2 separate regions of the Homo sapiens genome follow, and region 2 is linked to region 1. Evidence: chromatin loops called from intact Hi-C (ENCODE). Cell type or tissue: IMR-90. All regions are shown on one strand.

Evidence for each region. A loop is a pair of places that touch in the nucleus more often than their neighbours do. Peaks named below come from ENCODE experiments on the same cell type or tissue, not always from the same donor. Only the 100,000 strongest peaks of a DNase experiment are listed, where the experiment ranks them.
Region 2: a loop joins it to region 1, with 5 times the contacts of the local background. A loop is called at or near these places in 4 of 110 quality-filtered maps.

The regions. Positions count from the first base shown.
Region 1 is chr5:17,182,886-17,187,885 of GRCh38, forward strand. The region is part of intron 1 of BASP1-AS1 (BASP1 antisense RNA 1); the gene reads right to left. Among named protein-coding and RNA genes, the nearest start is that of MIR10522, 29 kb to the left of the region's middle. In IMR-90, no CTCF peak of the experiment used is centred here; DNase peaks (open chromatin) are centred at 276, 1,826, 3,026 and 4,776; H3K27ac peaks cover 4,147 bases.
Region 2 is chr5:17,017,024-17,022,023 of GRCh38, forward strand. No RefSeq gene overlaps it. Among named protein-coding and RNA genes, the nearest start is that of MYO10, 83 kb to the left of the region's middle. In IMR-90, no CTCF peak of the experiment used is centred here; a DNase peak (open chromatin) is centred at 2,488; H3K4me3 peaks cover 620 bases; H3K27ac peaks cover 2,144 bases.

The DNA.
Region 1 (5,000 bases):
GAACTCAGCTATTCGTCCTTGATCTGCTAAAAACCTTAATTTAATTAGCAATATAAACTTTGTAAAGACTTCACTTTCTCAACTTGGTTCAACTTATACCTTTCTTTTATTTGGAAGTGAATAAGGAAAAAATAAGGAAGAAACAAGAAAGAAAAAGTATCTAAAATATCTCACATAAGACATGGACTATGCAATACTTCTGTCTCATGAGTATTTTTCAGTGGTATTGACCTAAATGTTTATACTGATCCTCCAATGAGTAATAAGTTATAGTGGGAAATATTTTGGACAGAATTGTCTAGTTGTGCTCCAAAAAGGCAAACTTCCCAGATTCCTTGATGTTTGAAATCATAGCATTTTAAGAAGGAGGGTACTAGCATTATGACATATTTCTTAAGTCAGATGCTTTATATATGTTTAAAGAATTCAATTCTTACAGGAATCTGTGACATAGGTATTCTTTATCGTTTTCAAAAGAAAGCAAGCAACAGTCTCATGGTTGCACTGTTTAGAAGCATGGAGCAAAGATTTCAATCCACACTGGCAGACGCCAAGCCCTACTCTGTGTTAATAGTTCACTGTGCTTGTAGAGCTGCCTTTATTTATTATTATTATTATTTTTTAAGATGGGATCTTGCTATGTTGCCCAGGCTGGTCTTGAACTCCTTGGCTCAAGCCATTCTCCCATCTCAACTTCCTGAGTAGCTGAGACTACAGGTGAGTGCCACTGCACCCGGCTGGAGCTGCCTTTAGAACTTCAAAAATCATCTGGCCTACTTTTTTCCCTTATGTCAGGGCAGAAGAAAATGAGGCCCCAGAACTTAAAGTACCTGTCCATTCCTGATGGAACAGAGAACAAACTCAGGCCACTAAGTCTCCAGACAGTGGTCTTTTCCCGTGCACTTTTGTAGATGGTCAAGGAAGAGAAGGTTTGTCCTAGGTGGATGCAGACTACTTCCAGGGTCCTTGAAAAAACTCATATTAGGTTGGTGCAAAGTAATTACCTTATGTAATTACTAATGTGGGTGTGTGTGTGTGTGTGTGTGAGAAAGCTGTGCATCCGCCTGTGTGTCTGCATTCATTTCAGACAAACATCTGCCCTAAGCATTTGTTTTAAGGAGGATTCCACGTGGAAGTCGGGAAGCCGCTGGCCAAGATTTCAGGCCCTGATCAATGTCATGCCAAACCTATGTTTGCTGTTATGTAGACGTGGTCAGTATTTTGGGGCAGTCATTTGAGTTCATTGAATCCCGCAATGGGAGGTTTCAAATGACTCTGGTTATAAATGACATGGCTAGATGGGGAGCTAAAATCGGCTGCCACTGCCTGCATTTTCTCCTTTCACTTTTCACCTGCTAACAGAAAACAGAAGACCCTGGCAAGTGACTGTATGATTGTTAATACTCATGATATAAATTCACTTTTTCTCCACTGGTCCTTGTGCTTCAAAAAAGAAAGAAAGGCCAGGCGCAGTGGCTCATACCTCTAATCCCAATGCTTTGGCAGGCCGAGGTGGGAGGATTGCTTGAATCTAGGGGTTAGAGGTTAAAGTGAGCTGTGATTGCACCACTGCACTCCAGCTTGGGCCACAGAGCAAGACCCTGTCTCATTAAAAAAAAAAAAAAAAAAAAAGGAAATAAAAGAAAAAAGAAAGGAAAAAAAAGAACGGAAAAGAAAGGAAAGGAGGAAGAAAGTCACGCTATACTTGAGAAATTCTCAACAGATAAACCAATGTCTCCTCCCACCTCAAGAACAGGCCAGTTCTGACTTCCTCTAGAATTATCTCCATTGATTCACCCTAAGATCTCCCATGATGCACTTTTCTTTAAACAATCTGAAATGTAAACTTCCATGGCTTGTCTGGAGTTTTCAGAAATCAAATGTTATTTCCACCACCCCTCCCCCGTCTCCCACCACTCCTGCCACCACCAGCATTTCTTTAGCTGGGAAATTTTTAAGCTTCTTACTGGAAGTTGCTGCCATGTGGTTAAAATCCCCAACAAGTAAAATGTGAGCTTGGCATCAATAATCAGTTTTGTTTTACAGTCACATTCATAATAGTAAGTTGCAATGAGACAGACTCCTTTTTAACTAGGCTTCTAGTGATTTCCCTGAAATCTAATTGAAATTTTGAATCTAGGAAGAATTTCATAAAACCAATTGTATGTAATTTGTACTGAGAACTGTTTTAACTTGAGTTCCAAAGTAAGAGGAAATATGGAGGAACATGCTCCAAATCTTGTGCAACACATTTTAACTTATTCTTCTTTTCTTTCTTCTTTTTATTTATTTTTTTAAAGGTGGGGTCTTGCTCTGTTGCACAGGCTGGAGTGCAGTGGCACAATCATGGCTCACTGTAGCCTTGAACTACTGAGCTCAAGTGATCCTTCTGCCTCAGCTTCCTGGGAATGCAGACACCTTCCAGCAAGCCTGGCTAACATAAAAAATTTTTATAAAGATAGGATCTCACTATGTTGCCCAGGTGGGTCTCAAACTCCTGGTCTTAAGCAATCCTCCAGCCTTGGCCTCCCAAAGCTCTGGGATTATACATAGGAGCCACCAGGCCTAGCCCTTTTCTTTTCTTTTCTCTTTTCTTCTTTTATTTTTGTCTTCCCTTCCTTTCTTTCCCCTCTTTCCCTCCCTCTCTCCTTTCTTCCTTTCCTTCCTTCCTTCATCATCCACTGAATATGGTGGCCAAAATGAGTTGACAATTGTCGAATGTTGCGGCAAGGTGAGGGGTGTACAGGTCATCATTGTTCTTTTCTCTATATTTTTGCATGTTTGAAACTTTCCATAATAAAAAAGGAAAAATGGATCAGTGGCCAAGAGAAATGATCCTCGCTTGAGTATTGGGCTGTTCTTAGCTTGAAAGAACCATTGCAGAAAACTCAACAGAAGCAGAAATTACATACAGTTCAAACTCATTTTCCTAGGAGGCTTTTTTTTTTTTTTAAGAAGTATTTTGCTGGAACCTAAAAACCACACTCCCAAACTGTTTCAACATGATCCCTGCTGGCAGGAGTCAGAGATGGCTGGTGTACAAGACGGTTGAGAAAGCCCATGACATACAGTTAGTGGCTGGTTGAGATAGTTTCCAAATATAAATAAACGGTTGGAGGACTAGAAAAATAGGCAGAAAGCAGTGATTCTGACATTAGTCACATGGCTGCCATACATGACCTACTTTACCTGAGAACCAAAAATATAGTTTTAGGTTCTTCCACGTTACAGTTCCTACATGTCTTGCTGCTTGTGGGGAACTCCTTGCCTGGCTTCTTCAAATAAGCAGAATGTACAACCATGCTTAGAGCAGGCTGCTCTCTATTTCAGATTTTCCAGGGGAAAAGAGGAATGTACATTAGGCAGATTATTTTACCTCCCTAGTCATGCCAGGGTAAGCTTCCTAGACCAACTAATTCTCCTTCAAGGTCTGGCAGCTCCCAGCTCCCAGCTGCCAGGGGGCCAGGCAGAGCTCCTTCCTCCTCCACTATCTGTGGCCCCAAAGATTCCCCTTCCACCAGGGCCGGCGACCAACTGACCACAGGCTGAGTGCTCCAGGCCCTGGCAGCTCAGAGGACGGGGAAACAGCAGCACACTTGCGGCCCCCTGGAGTCTGTCCCATCTGCCCTACCATCCTGTCATCTCCAAGGATCACCCAAGCTCTGGCCAGGCTGGTAATCTGTCTCCTTTGCATGCCCTTGCTCCCTGCTGCTCTGTGGGGCTTTCCCATGGACTCCTGACTCCTCTTTTACTCTCATGGCAACCCTTTCCATTGGGCTGTCTGGGATTCCTGTTCTTCAGTGGATACTTCCTTCTGTGTCCTCAGTCTCAGAGAATGCGCACCCTAGCTGAAGTTCTGCTCTCTCCAGAGTATCCCGGCTTCCCCCTTTTCACATTTCATCTACTGGGTTGGGGACCCATTTACGCCAATACTCCATGATCACTTGCAATCTATGACTCTTCCTCCTTTTGGAAAATACCCCTGCTCTGTAGAGTCCTTGATATTTAAGATGTGTGTGTGTGTATGTGTGTGTGTGCACGTGTGCGTGCACGTGTGCTCGTGTGTGTGCGCATATATAGCGTTAAGTGCTCCGGCTTCAATATCCAATGATGTGGGTTCTAATTTCGGTTTTGTACTCACTAGTCTGTGAGACTTTGGTCAAGTTACTTTTTTGAAGGCTTGTTAACTCTTCTATAAAATGTGGACGGCAGTACTTCTATAGCATGGGGTTGTTGTGAGGATTACATGAGAAGATCCATATGAAGTGTCTAGCACATTTCTGGTGTAACTCAGTCGACGTTAACTATGATCACATTTGGGCTGCTCACTTGCCTTTTCAAATCCCCCACCATTTGAAAAATGTCAGTGTTCTTTGGCACCACACAACCTGCTCCTGACAGTTCCCAGCTTCCTTAACTCTGGGGCATGCATTTCTACCACAGGCCTGCCCCACTTTCTGGCAACAACCTCCTAATCTATCTGCTCCTTCTCCCTGCCTGGGTCACCTCCTTCCTGTCTACCATGTCCTTGTCTCCCCGTAGCACTAGCCTAGGACCCTCCAACCTCAGCCAGATAGTCTACTTTCACTGAGACCTACACAGTTTGTGGTGTGTACCTGACTCATCTTGTGTGACTGTCATGTTTATTCTGTGGTTATATTTTTCATAATTCTTCCATTATAAGGATCCATATGGGGCTGAACCACTTCCTATACCCCACCCGCATTCCCACAAGCTGGATCGCATGTGAAGAATCTGATAATCTCTCTCTCATCTGGAGATTTGGTCTTAGTTCAGTAATGCCCCTGATCCAGGGAGTTAGTTGTCTAGGACACAGACTTGGCAGGGAGGTGAGGTGGCACTTTTCAGTGGCCATGACTCTGTAGCTGGGAAGCAAGGAAGCCACAGGGTGGTCTTGATCATGTGAACCAAGCCCGTGAGCTTGGAGGAGGGGTGGCACAGGGCCTGTGAGCGGTGGACACGCTCAGCCATGTTTCTGT
Region 2 (5,000 bases), 170 kb before region 1:
CTGGTGTGGTGGCTCATGCTTGTAATACCAGCACTTTGGGAGGCCAAGGCTGGAAGATTGCTTGAGCCCAGGAGTTCAAAACCAGCCTGGGTAACATAGTGAGACCCCATCTTGAAAAAAAAAAAATAAAGGACTTTTTTTTTTTTTTTTTTTTTTGAGACGGAGTCTCGCTCTGTCGCCCAGGCTGGAGTGCAGTGGCATGAACTAGGCTCACTGCAAGCTCCGCCTCCCGGGTTTACTTAGGCCATGCTCCTGCCTCAGCCTCCCGTGTAGCTGGTACTACAGGTACCCACCACCATGCCCAGCTAATTTTTTTGTATTTTTTAGTAGAGATGGGGTTTCACTGTGTTAGCCAGGATGGTCTCGATCTCCTGACCTCGTGATCCGCCCGCCTTGGCCTCCCAAAGTGCTGGGATTACAGGTGTGAGCCACGGCGCCCGGCCAAAAAGAACTATTTCTAGAAGGATGAAGAAACAGGTAATTCATTTAGCGTGTTACTCCTACATTTCCATGTAGAAAAAAATAAGCACATTTTTTTTTCTTTTTTGAGATGGAGTCTTGCTCTGTTGCCCAGGCTGGAGTGCAGTGACACGATCTCAGCTTACTGCAACCTCCGCCTCGTGGGTTCAAGTGATTCTCCTGCATCAGCCTCCCGAGTAGCTGGGATTACAGGTGCTGCACCACTGCAGCCTGGCTTTTTTTTTTTCTCTGTATTTTTAGTAGAGATGGGGTTTCACCATGTTGGTCAAGCTGGCCTCGAACTCTTGACTTCAAACAATCCACCCGCCTCGGCCTCCCAAAGTGTTGGGAATACAGGTGTGACCCACTGTGCCCAGCCAAAAATAAGTACATTCTTTTTTTTTGGAGGGGGATGGAGTCTCGCTCTGTCGCCCAGGCTGGAGTGCAGTGGCACAATCTCGGCTCACTGCAAGCTCCGCCTCCTGGGTTCATGCCATTCTCCTGCCTCAGCCTCCCGAGTAGCTGGGACTACAGGCGCCCACCACCACGCCCGGCTAATTTTTTGTATTTTTAGTAGAGACGGGGTTTCACCGTGTTAGCCAGGATGGTCTCGATCTCCTGACCTTGTGATCCGCCTGCCTCGGCCTCCCCAAGTGCTGGGATTTCAGGCGTGAACCACCGCGCCCTGCCAAATAAGTACATTCTTAAAAGTGAAAGAAACAGTTAAGCTAGGGAAAGGGGCAAAGAGCCACTGACTGTCTTGTCAGGTTCATGTGCTGATGGCATACACAAAGCTCTGATCTATTTTTAGTTTTAGCTTTAGGGCCATTTACAGGATTTCTCTAACCTGATTACAGCCCTAGGAGTTGAACCCAGTGAAAAAAATCTCTCATCACAAGCTAAGATGGTTATTTGGTTACAGACTCGGAAGCAGTGGACAAAACTCCCCACTGCACATTAAGCTTGGGGGTCATAACGTCCTGCAGGCATTCTCCAGGGGGCGGGTCCCCTGGCTCTCAGATGCATACCCTTGTCCTTGTGCCTGTGCAAGCGGGCAGGAAGGTCCCCTGTTGCTCACCTGTGTCTGTTTATTATTATTGTCCACAAAACCTTCGTAAGGACAAAGAAAATAAAACACACTGGATTGACTTAAAACAAACATTCATGTTGAATATGATGATTTTTTTGGTGAATGTTCAGCATCAACTGTCTTAGCTCCAAATGGGAAAATAATGCTCCCTGAATACCTGGAGAAGAGAATGTAAGGGACAATTGGAAGATACAAGCTAAGACTCACACAACTGCCAAGTCTTCATAGGAATGGATTCATTGATTCATTCACTTATTCTTGCAACCAGGAATTATTAAGCAAACACTAAATGCTGGACACCCTAGTCACTGCTGGGGAGACAATTCGGAAGACTTCATTTCTGCCCTCAGTGAGTTTATAGTGGAGGAGAGGAATAGGGACATAGCCAGCAGTAAACAAATACTTTTGCTTATAGTTCTATAGAAGAAACATGGCAAGATATTACATGACCACAGATTAGCATCATGAGCAACATGATCTAGACAGGAAATTCTAGAAAGGCTTTTCCAAGGAAGTTACATGTAAGCCCAGAGGTGAAAAGGAGTCAAGATTAGACAAGAAAAGAGCAGGTGGCAAGAAGGATGGGTGGAGCTGTTCTAGGGGAAGAAACAGGATGATACCTAAATTGGAATAGGGCTCAGTACATGGAATGGGCTGGAAGTTAACATTAATGTCTAGCCTTTGTGAGCCCTTACTAAGTGCCACATTGTGTGCTAGAAGTTTATGTACATTGTTACACTTAATCTTTTGTAGCATCTCCACAAAGTATATACTATTCTCAGATGAAGAAATAAAAGGTATAGAATAATTAAATGGGTCAGGTGTAGTGGCTCACGCCTATAATCCCAACACAAAAAAATTAAAAAATGAGCCAGGCATGGTGATATCAGCACACCAGTAGTCCCAGCTGTGCAAGAGGCTGAGGCAGGATTGCTTGCATCTGGAAGGCCGAGGCTGCAGTGAGCCGTGATTGCGCCACTGCATTCCAGCCTGGTTGACAGAGCGAGACCCTGTCTCCAAAAGAGCAAAAAACAAAAACCCAAGAAATAAGGTGTGTATTATCTGAAGTTGTTCATCAAATCAGGGCTCTTGAGTAGCTTCATTTTCCTGAACTGTGCGTTTCCCATGACTTAGAGTAAGGGCTGGTTGAGCAGAGAAACATTGCCCAATGAATAAAAGGGCTGTATGGAAGCTCTAAACCAGTGAGACAGATGAGGGTCTGGCCCCACCATCATTTATTCAGAAAGCCTTTACCCGTTTGGTCTGGAGTGATGAGGTCCCAGAGGAATCTCCAAGAGGCAGCCTTGCTGTTGGCTGTGTGTGAGTAGCACTATCCTCAAACTAGTTCCTAACTTTTAACGGTTTGCAAGCTCTTTTCATTATCTGATAAAAGCCATAGACTCCATTTCCCAGAAAAAGGTTATCACATACAAAATTCAGTGTATTAGTCCATGCTAATGCTTCTAATAAAGACATACCTGAGACTGGGTAATTTATAAAGGAAAGAGGTTTAATTGACCCCCAGTTCCACATGGCTGGGGAGGCCTCACAATCATGATGGAAGAGCAAGGGACGTCTTACATGGCAGCAAGCAAGAGAGCGCTTGTGCAGAGGAACTCCCCTTTAGGAAACCATCAGATCTAGGGCCGGGTGTGGTGGCTCATGCCTGTAATCCCAGCACTTTGGGAGGCCGAGGTGGGTGGATCATGAGGTCAGGAGATGGAGACCATCCTGGCCAACACAGTGAAACCCCATCTCTACTAAAAATACAAAAAAAAAAAAAAAAAAAAAAAAAACTGGGCGCGGTGGCAGGGCCTCTAGTCCCAGCTACTCGAGAGGCTGAGGCAGGAGAATCGCTTGAACACAGGAGGCAGAGGTTGCAGTGAGCTGAGATCGCACCACTGCACTCTAGCCTGGGTGACAGAGGAAACTCCGTCTCAAAAAAAAAAGAGATCTCATGAGACTTACTATCATGAGACCAGCACGGGAAAGACCAGCCCCCATGATTCAATTATCTCCCACTGGGTCCCTCCCATGACATGTGGGAATTGTGGGAGCTACAATTCAAGATGACATTTGGGTGGGGACACAGCCAAACCATATCACTTGGCACATAATTTTGGGGCATGTAGTCTTATTCATATACCAGAGGTTAAGCACACTTGGTGTTTTATACGTTGTGACGAGTAAGGAAGCTAGCATACGTTAACAACTGCCTCTTAATGGATTCCTCTTGGACCCTGGAACATCCTGTTTCAAACAAGACTGTTAATGGTGGAGGGTGTCTTGGTTCTTGGCATCTAGAACAAAGAATTCGGCAAAATGCACAAACAAAGCAAGGAAGGAATGAAGGGTTTTATTGAAAATGAAAGTACACTCCACAGTGTGCGTCTGAGCATAGGGAGTCATAGCATAGGCCCTGTTACAGAGTTTTTGTGAGTTTAAATGCCCTCTACTAGGGGTACACCCTATGTAAATGAAGAGGATGAAGTAAAGTTACAAAGTCATTTACTCAGTGTATACCCTATGGAGAGGATTATTTCCTGTTACAGCTGAAGTGTGAATCAGCCTTATATTCCCCACCTCCAGACCCTATTTTTGTGCCTCAAGATGAGGGGAAAATAATCCATCAATCACTCAATCATGGGATTCAGCAAACATGATTGATCTTCCTGTTATGCTTAATTGGGAGGTTGTAGTTAACTTCTAGGGGGAAAGGTGATGTGATTTAAATTATATCCTTTGATATGAGACTCACTCTCAATACAAACTAGTGGAATATCCTTGGAGAATAGCAGAGACAGCCTTCAATGGTTATGCTTACATTACCTCACTTCTCATGAGAACAATAGTGAGACACTTCAAAAAGTTTGCAGCTGCTAACCCTGTATGAATTTAAAAACTAAAAATGAAATAGAAAGCCTAGAAGTCTAGTCCCCATTCCTGCAATTGTTTTCGTGACACGAAAGGGAAAGAAAAATGACCAGTAAATTAATTTTTGTTCTTCCCACGATTCTACAACAGCAATGCCCTTAAAAGCTGTGAACATCAATAGCCTGAAAAAGGCCAGCACTGGAGCTGTAGCCAGTGTTGCCTGTTTTAATTGAAATCCTTAATTAGCAACAGCCTGAGGCCCTAAGTCATCATGAGTTGCTTTTAGAGCAGGACCTGTGACTGTCCAGGCCTCCAGGGCAGCACTGAATGTCTATGTGGTTGTGATCACAAGACATAGCACTCTTTTCAGAGAGCTTTTATGAAACAGAACTTTCATAAAACATAAGATAAAAACACAGTGATCTGACACAGCACATCCCAGAAAATTGTAACATACCCAAACACATCCTTATCCCAAAGAGCTGTCTGGAATAGTCTAAGTGATTGTAGATTACAGTTTTTCTTTTGAGAAAATATTGAATGAAAAGCATATTACATTTAGAGGGTTCTCAAATAT